Regions from separate parts of the Homo sapiens genome. Here region 1 is linked to region 2. Evidence: read pairs that join two places in POLR2A ChIA-PET (ENCODE). Cell type or tissue: PC-9. All regions are shown on one strand. Each heading gives the region's core, and the rest is flanking DNA. Links, peaks and the distances in the headings are about the cores only. Region 1 has its middle 100 kb from the start of LINC02753. Region 2 has its middle 87 kb from the start of FGF3.

Region 1 (4,384 bases), core at 205-4,204, 56 kb after region 2:
CCCAGGCAGAGCGGAATGGTTGGTCCCCATAGCCTGCCCTTACCACTCCTTTCTGGCCACCAAGTTTATGATAGCCCCCATTTCACACACCCGCAGCTCTGTGGGCGTCTTTGTGGTGCTTGTGGTCGTTACAATTAATTAGCTCATTGCTTTCATAATTATTCACACTGTAGTGGTCCTCACTAGAAAGTGAGCTCCTCGAAGCAAGGCCCTTGCCTGTTCCTGTCCCCCCACTGCCTAGTATAGCACTGCAGAGCTCAGGTGCTCTGGGAAGCTTTACCAGAATGAAATAATGAGGAGACTGGATCTCCTGGATGCCAAGGGGCAGACACAGGGTGGAGGAGGATGCCCCAAGGCATACAGTTGGTGCTCAGCTGTGGGAAATGTTTCACAGTATGGGGAGCTGGCCGAAGATGATCAAGCTGTGAGGGAGGTGGTGAGCGCCACGTCCCTGAAAGCATTTCAGTAGAGGCTGGGAGATGTCACGTGGCACAGCCCATGCTGGGGAGAGCTGCAACCAATGCTCTCTGAAGTCCCCCTCAGATCCCAGGATTATGTAAGAGTCCCACTCTGAATGCTGAAAACAGGGGAGGACAATTGGCCTGGGGCAGGGAGCACAGTGCAGGGGGTCATGGGGAGGGCTGGGTGTCCAGAGAGGACAGAGTGAGGATGCCAAATGGTGACAGTGGGTTCAAAGGCATCACTGCTGGGAGGGGCCAAAGACGGGAAGCTGAATAATAGTTCAAGCTGGACCCACTGTGAAGGTGAAAAACCAGCAGCAGAGGGTAAACTCACTTGTCCTTTACCCTGGAAATTGGATCTGGGGTCCTTACCTCACTTTTGCAGAGCTCCTCATAGTTCCCAAAGTACTTTTATGCACTGTCCTAGGCAAAGGAAACTTGTTCATTTTCCATGTAAAAATCCCAGGGTAGGCCTGGCCCGGTGGCTTACGCCTGTAATCCCAGCACATTGGGAGGCTGAGGCAGGTGGATCACCTGAGATCAGGAGTTCGAGATCAGCCTGGCCAATGTGGTGAAACCCCATCTATACTAAAAATACAAAAATCAGCCAGGTGTGGTGGCACACACCTCTAATCCCAGCTACTCCGTAGGCTGAACAGGAGAATCACTTGAACCCAGGAGGCAGAGGTTGCAGTGAGCCAAGATCGCACCACTGCACTCCAGCTTGGGCGACAGAGCAAGACTCTGTCTCGAAAAAAAAAAAAAAAATCCTAGGATGCACGAATGAGGATGGGTGCGCCCGGTTTCAGACACAGGCTTCTCACGTTTTGCCGCTCTGCGTTGCGAAGTCTCCATGCTCAAAGCCACTTCATGGCTTCATGATCCCAAATGGCTGCTGTGGCTCCGGCCATCACAGCCCTGCCTCAGCCAGAAGGCACTGGGAGAGGAAAGGGGAAGAGAATGCCCCTTTCTTTAGGATACTTCCTGGAAGCTGCACTCTCCTGTGCCATTAAAATGAACTGTAAGTGAAATAATAGGGAATTCTGGAAAATTTAGGTGGCCTTTTGTCATTTAATGTATTAATTAATCCCACCATCAATTTCGCACTACTGGCCTCTCTGCAATACCGATTCATCTTAGGAATTTCTCACTGCAGCCCTCCCAGGCAGGTCCCAGCAAGCCTACTTTACAGATGAGGAAACAGAGGCTAAGGAAGAGCTGACTTGCCTGTGGCCCCCACCGGGGGACGTGGCCCCCACTCGGGGACATGGCCAGACTGAAGGCTGAGCCCAGGGCTGGCGGATGCAGACCCCAGCTCCACCCCGCCCATTGCTTTGTGATGTCCTCCCGCATCCAGGCCACCCAATGAGTCATGGCCCCTTTGTACTTCCTCTTCCCTTCCGTGAATCACACTGTCCCCCGCCCCTGGGGCAGTGGTTCAGTCCATCCCAGATTGTCCCTTAGAGGAAACACCCAGGGATGGGAACAGCAACTGAGCCTACAGAGACCCCCATGATGGCTCCGACCTGAGGAGAAGGGCCCCCAGCAATAGACCACCCCTCAAGAGATGGCCACCAGGGAAGACCGCTTTTCCAGAGAGGCACAAGGGACTGTCCTATGCCTGCACCAAGGGGATCAGGCAGCTGGCCCCACAGGGAACTTGCACGGGGCCCTCTCTGGGCAGCCTCCTCAGCAGATAGCTACTCCTGGTGGGGAAGGAGAGTCCTCTGCTTGGTTCCCAACAGGGCCCAAGTTCAAGCCCCAGGGGCTCAGCACAACAGCCCCTCCAATGGAAACCCATCATCCCCTCCTCTACGTAATGAGCTCTGTCCAGGGTGCATGGTAAGTGGCAAGCCCTGAGCCTGATGGTCTTACTCTCGCTTGCCCTGCCCGGGTTGTGCATTCCCTAAACACCACAAAACCCCAGGGACACCTTCCATCCCTGAGCCCTGCTCTGCTCTGAGACACTCAGCTTGGCTTTATAAAATCTGTGTAAACTGGCCAGCCATGGTGGCTCACGCCTGTAATCCCAGCACTTTGGAAGACCAAGGCAGGTGGATCGCTTGACCCTAGGAGATCCAGACCAGCCTGGGTGGCATAGTGAGACCGCATCTCTATAAAGAATTTTAAAAATTAGCCAAGTGTCATGGCGCACTCCTGTAGTCCCAGCTACTGGGGAGGCTGAGGTGGGAAGACCCCTTGAGCTCAGCAGATTGAGGCTGCAGGGAGCTATGATGGCCCCACTGCACTCCAGGCTGGGAAAGAGCAAGACCCTGTCTCAAAAGAAGAAGAGGAAGAGGAAGAGGAGGAAGAAGACGATGAGGAAGAAGAAGGAGGAGGAGGAAGAGGAAGAAGAAGGAGGAGGAGGAAGAATAAGAAGAAGGAGAAGGAGGAGGAGGAGGGGGAAGGGGGGAGGGGGAAGGGGGGAGGGGGAGGGAAAAATCTGTGTAAGTTACCTATACATTGCACCAAAAAAAAAAAAAAAAAAAAACCCCACAAGGCTCTTCTGACACCTGATCTGGTTCTGCAAAATCCTCCAGGTCCTGGGATCTGGGTCCTTTGCTTCCCCAGTGCAGGCAGCACCCCCCGCTGCGTGCATGAAAAATGCACTAAAAGCCCATCAGACCCTTGGAACTCCATCCAAATGGGGGGCCTGAAGCCTGGGCAGCACGCACACTCCCACTGCCTGGCCAACAAGGACACAGAATTAATCGTTTCTCACAAAGTCAAAGGCAAAGAGGCCTCTGCAAGCGATAGGTTGGCTCTGTGACCAAATAAGGCAATATTACATTTCACTGTTTATAGCAGACCCTGGACAGGGCAGCTTGGAAGGCACTGGGAAGAAATGCAGTTCTCACTGGGGCTCCATTCCCAACATCCAATAACTCTGTCCAAGGCCAGTTATAATTTCTTTACAGAAACAACCATGTGTCACTTTTTAAATACACACTAAAACCCGAGAGGTGACCCAGTCTCAGCCCCAGGCCGTCGGTTCCCTTGAGTGGCAGCACCTGGCTTTGAACTTCCACATTCATGATTTAAAGGTGGGGAGAGCCCCTGAAAATTTATTTCAGGGCTTGAGTGAAAACAGAGGCATTTCTTAAAGGGCAAATTTCAGAGCTCCATTTGTGAGGTGCCTTTTTCTCCCCTGAGAATTTATTGCAAACTTTCTTTTGCAAATAAGACCTGTTGCTGCTGCAGCTAATAGCCTTGGGCAACATTTCTGTCCCGACAGTATTTATAAAATGAGAGACACAGTTGGCAGGGTGGAGTTTTAGTAATTGGTATTAATAATAAGACAAGTGTAAATGTTTAAAACCCATTAGGAGGCTTTAAATGCTAAACAAAGCTTCAACTTGCTGGCATTTGCACCCTGGATGGGGCCTAGCCTAACCTCCAGCTAAGAAAATTCTAAGGGGATTTCTAGCAGCTCCAGCAAAACTCTGTACTGTCTGCATAGACCACATTTACAGAGCCGCGGTGAGGGCATAGATTTACAAAATGGAACAGCATCAATCTTACCTTCAAAATAGGATTTTTACCTGTCCGGTGAGACCCCGGGCACTTCCTCAGGCACTGCATGAGGTTGGGAACTGCGTCTACTTTGATCCCTTCTCTCCATACCCGGACACCCTTTCCAGAACCCGTGGGTGCTCAGCAGAGGTTTTCTCTGAAAAGGAGAATGGACGAATGAGGGAATGAGTGAAATGTATTATTGCATCTTTTGCCAATGACAGCTTCTAATTTACCTTCCTCGAATCTCTGAGGTCATGTAGGATGGATCCGCAGTGGCTGAGGTAGCCAAGCAGAATAAAATTCTTGAGCCCAGAGTGGACCTCTGGGGAGGCCAGCAGCAAATGTGTCCTCAGCTGTTCTGCCTGCTACCCCCTGGCAGTCACCCTTCCAGCTGAGAGCTGCCCCCA
Region 2 (4,384 bases), core at 95-4,094:
TAGAACCCAGGGCTTGGGGTCCCAGTGGAGCAGCAACATCAGCCCCGCTCCCCACACCAAGCTGCTCCCACAGCCTCTGGCTTCCATGGGGATCTCTCACCTTTGTAGCTTTGGCTGGAGTCTGCTCTCAGCATCCAAGGGTGCTGCCCACAACCTCGTCCCAATTTTTCATGGAGACCACTGTCCCTCCCCAGGTGCTGGTGGGCAGTATGGGCCCCCCCATCCACACAGTGTCCCCAGGTTCCAGTGGACGGTGTGATCTCCCCAATTCCCACAGTGTCCCCAGGTCCCAGTGGACAGTGTGGCCTCCCCCATCCCCACAGTGTCCCCACTTCCTGCTGGATGGTGTGGCCTCCCCATTTCCAGTGTCCCCAAGTCCCAGTGGATAGTGTGGCCTCCCCATTTCCACAGTGTCCCCAGGTCCCGGTGGACGGTGTGGCCTCCCCATTTCCACAGTGTCCCCAGGTCCCGGTGGATGGTGTGGCCTCCCCATTTCCACAGTGTCCCCAGGTCCCAGTGGACAGCGTGGCCTCCCCCATCCCCACAGTGTCCCCAGTTCCTGGTGGATGATGTGGCCTCCCCATTTCCACAGTGTCCCCAGATCCCGGTGGACGGTGTGGCCTCCCCATTTCCACAGTGTCCCCAGGTCCCAGTGGATGGTGTGGCCTCCCCCATCCCCACAGTGTCCTCTGGGCAGGCCTGGGTCAGGCTGCATTCCTGACCCTGAGGTGTGGAACTCTCTCTCCCTGAGCTTTTGCAGAAACGTGGGGGCAACTTGCTCTCCTTCTGCAGGACTCAAAGGTGGGAGATGCTGGCCTAGAGCAGCCAGAGGCTTCCTACCGGGTGACGGGGAGAGGGTGCCTGCCCCAGAGTGAGGCCAGCAGAGACCAGACTCACAGAACAACAGAGACCAGCCACTCACTCAGCTGTGAGCCAGATGCACATAGTCTGTTTGAGGTGATTTCTTCACTGGCTACCAAGAAAAAACAAATAAAAATACATACAAAGCCCACTGGGCTGAGTCCTCCACCTGGAGAAAGCACTGCAAATGTCACCAGTGTTCAAGGGTCCTCCTCCCCCATCCAGCCCCCATCCCACCACCTTCTGCTGTGCGTCCCACAACCCTGTTCCCTAGGGGAGTGGTGGGCACAGAAAGCCCTCGGGTCTGTCCTCTTATCTTTTGCAAGCCTAGCTGGCCTCTGCTCCACCCCAGGCCTGGTTCTGGAGCACGCGTGTAGAAATGGGGCTGGCTGCTACGGCGGGCTTATCTGGGCCTGCAGGGCCGCCTTATCTCCCACAGCTTCTCATTGCCAGTCACTGGTTTATGCTTTTATGAGTGCAGTTTGCTCCTTCTAGGGAAGCACTGAGCGATCTCTGAAGGTGCCTGGCCATGGGGGCACAGGGTTCCTTCCTCCTAAAGCGCTGGTCCCATGCCAGCCCTGGCTCTGCAGCTGCTGTGGGTATCTTGCATGGGTGGGTGCCTGAGTGGAGGCTGTGGTGGTCTCAAGGGGCTTTTGCCAGAAGTGATCAGAAGAGGAGCCTTCAGGAGGGAAACCCCAGGTGGCCCCCACACCTTCTTTTGTTTGCCCATTTGATCTGCCCCACACCGGACACACTTTGATCTCACCAGCCCAGTCTCTAAGGTCCTGCCTGAGAGGGTGGGCCAAGTCCTGCACTGGAAGCTGGGAGGCTGGAATCAGATCTTCACACTGTGCCTCCACTGTCCTCTGAGCCTCAGTTTCCTCACCTGTAACATGAGCAGAAAGTTTGCAGCCACCTCGCCTGGCAGGATGGCCATGGGGAACCACAGGAGGGGAGGGGGCAGCGTCGAGGGTCCCATGGCCAGCCAGCATGGGCCAACCCATGTGTCACAGTTCATAGAAGGTCTTAGGAGCCTGGTCCCTCCCCCTCCCCCTCCCCCCAGGATGTTTGTAGGGTGAGGCAACCGGCAGGTGCCTGGTTAAGCCCTGGGGTCTGGAGAGCGGTTTCTAACTCCAGGCCCCTGTGAGCTGCCAAGACCTCCACCTCCTCCCTAGGGCCCCCGGGGGTCTGTTTGCTCTGTCTGCTTTTGAGAATCAGATTATAATGGGAGCCTGGGTCAGTTTCTGGATTTGTGGCCTCAGGACCTCCCAGAAGGAGCAGAGCTGAAGGCCAAGAGCCTGGCTCCTGTCCTGTCCTGTCACTTACTGCCCTGTGACCACAGGCAGGTCACTGCACCTCTCTGAGTCACAGCTTTCTCATCTTCCAAGCGGGGAGAGTCCTTGAAACAGGCTGCAACCATTAGATTCATTCATTCAACAAATATTTGCTGAGCATCTACTATGTGCCAGGCATGTGTGCTGGGGACACAATAGAGATCTAAACAGACAACAAACAAGATATTACTTTTAATGACAAAACTGTTTTGCCATTCATTTTAATGGCAAAAACTTTTAACAGCCATTACTTTTAATGGCAGAAACTGCAATTATTTTCGCACCAACCTAACACATAAGTAAAATGTATGGTGATGACACAAAGCAGGAAGGTTCAGTAGGGAATGGAGACAGGCACGTCTGGGGTGGAGGTGGAAACTCAATTTTCAATCGTGTGGCTAGGAAAGGCCTCTCCAAGGCAGGCGACAACTGAGTCAAGACCCAAAAGAGATGGGAGAGTGAGATGTGGAGATTCTGGGGTCCAGACACAATCACGGCATGAGCTAAGGCCCTGGGACAGGAGCTGGTGTGTGCAGAGAATGGCAAGGAGGCCAGAGGGACAGAAGGTGAGGGATCAGTACCAGGTCCAGAGAGGAGGTGGAAGGGGCAGGTAACTGGTCATGGTATGTCTTTGGCTGTGAAGCCAGTGGGATGGAGCCTGGGGGATTCTGAGCCCAAGAAAAACAGGATGGGTTTATGGGCTAGGCATCTTGCTTTTTTTTTTTTTCACACAGGTGACAACATTCTGTCACCCAAGTTGGAGTGCAGTGGAGGAATCCCAGCTCACTGCAACCTCCACCTCCCAGGCTAAGCCTTCCTCCCACCTCAGCCTCCTGAGTGGCTGAGACCACAGGTGCACACCACCATGCCCAGCTAATTTTTTTGCACTTTTTGTAAAGACGGGTTTTTGCCATGTTGCCCAGGTTGGTTTCAAACTCCTGAGCTCAGATGATTCACCCACCTCGGCCTCCCAAACTGCTGGGATTACAGGTGTGAGCCACCACGCCGTGCCTAGCATCTTGCTTGAGAGATGAATTCACCGCTGGGTAGAGTAGACTGAAGGGGCGGGCCAGAAGCAGAGGAAGCAGGCAGGAGGCCCCTGCAGCCACTCGGGCCACAGTTGGAGCTCAGAGACTAGAGGCAGCAAAGAAGGAGGTGGGGCCCAGCGGCTGCACACTGGGCCTCCATGGAGGCCAGAGCAGGTTGGCGGATGGACGTCCATGCTGGGGCTGCAACCCAGAGGGGACACAGCGTCGAGCCTGCATGGGGGACCAGGCACCATTCTATGCATTTCACATGTCCTAGACTCAGAATCCTTTCTACCAAGAAGGTACTCTTACCACACTTTCAGGGTGGGGAAACTGAGGCAGGGAGCGGCCACAGAGCTTCAACTTTAGGTTGGGCCCAGCATTCATGCCCCTCAGGGCTCCTGTCCCTGACAAGGAGCTCCTGGGAGGTGGTTTTCCTTTAAAACACTGCTGAGCACATACCGTATGTGGGGCACTGGGGTGTGTCTCATACAGACCTTTTCTTGTTTCACCTTCATCCCCACTCTGTGATCTGCAGGGCCGCTCAGTAAGCCCAGAGGCGGACACCAAAACATGAGAAGTATTAAAAAATGTTGTTTTTTAAAAAATTCATAAAACACACAAACACCAATGTAGCCGGAACTGACATTATCATGTAACAATATTTTTATCATGAATTTTGTATGGGAGGTATAGTGGGTTCAACTACATCCCCCAAAAGATACATCCACCTCTTAACCCCTGGAACCTCAGAAGCTGGCTTTGTTTGGAATCAGGATCTTGCAGATGTAATGAAGGTGAGGATCCCTAGCTGAGATTCGTCTGGATTAGGGTGGCCCTAAATGCAATGATGTGTGTCCTTATAGGCGAACAGGAGAAGAGACACAGAGACAGGGCACAGGAGAAGGCAGAGGCTGGAGCATCTCAGCCACGGCCAAGAAACGTCTGTAGCCCCAGGAGCTGGAAGAGGCAGGAATGTCCCTCCCCTAGAACCCTTGGATGGAGCGTGGCCCTGCCGACACCGTGATCTCAGACTTCTGGCTCCCAGGCTACAAGGGAATGGATTTCTGTTCTAAGCCACCAAGCACGTGGTCATTCGTTACACATCACGGGAAACTCATACGGGGGGTGTGCACCCAGCAATTTGAGTCTGTGAAGTCT

The links. Peaks named below come from ENCODE experiments on the same cell type or tissue, not always from the same donor. Only the 100,000 strongest peaks of a DNase experiment are listed, where the experiment ranks them.
Region 1: POLR2A ChIA-PET joins it to region 2 with 9 read pairs; 3 of 35 experiments call an interaction of 5 or more read pairs at or near these places.

The regions. Positions count from the first base shown.
Region 1 is chr11:69,960,570-69,964,953 of GRCh38, forward strand. No RefSeq gene overlaps it. Among named protein-coding and RNA genes, the nearest start is that of LINC02753, 100 kb to the right of the region's middle. RefSeq lists an enhancer at 4,196-4,384. In PC-9, for the core only: no CTCF peak of the experiment used is centred there; a DNase peak (open chromatin) is centred at 1,852.
Region 2 is chr11:69,904,497-69,908,880 of GRCh38, forward strand. No RefSeq gene overlaps it. Among named protein-coding and RNA genes, the nearest start is that of FGF3, 87 kb to the left of the region's middle. RefSeq lists an enhancer at 1,078-1,579. In PC-9, for the core only: no CTCF peak of the experiment used is centred there; a DNase peak (open chromatin) is centred at 2,235; H3K27ac peaks cover 2,378 bases.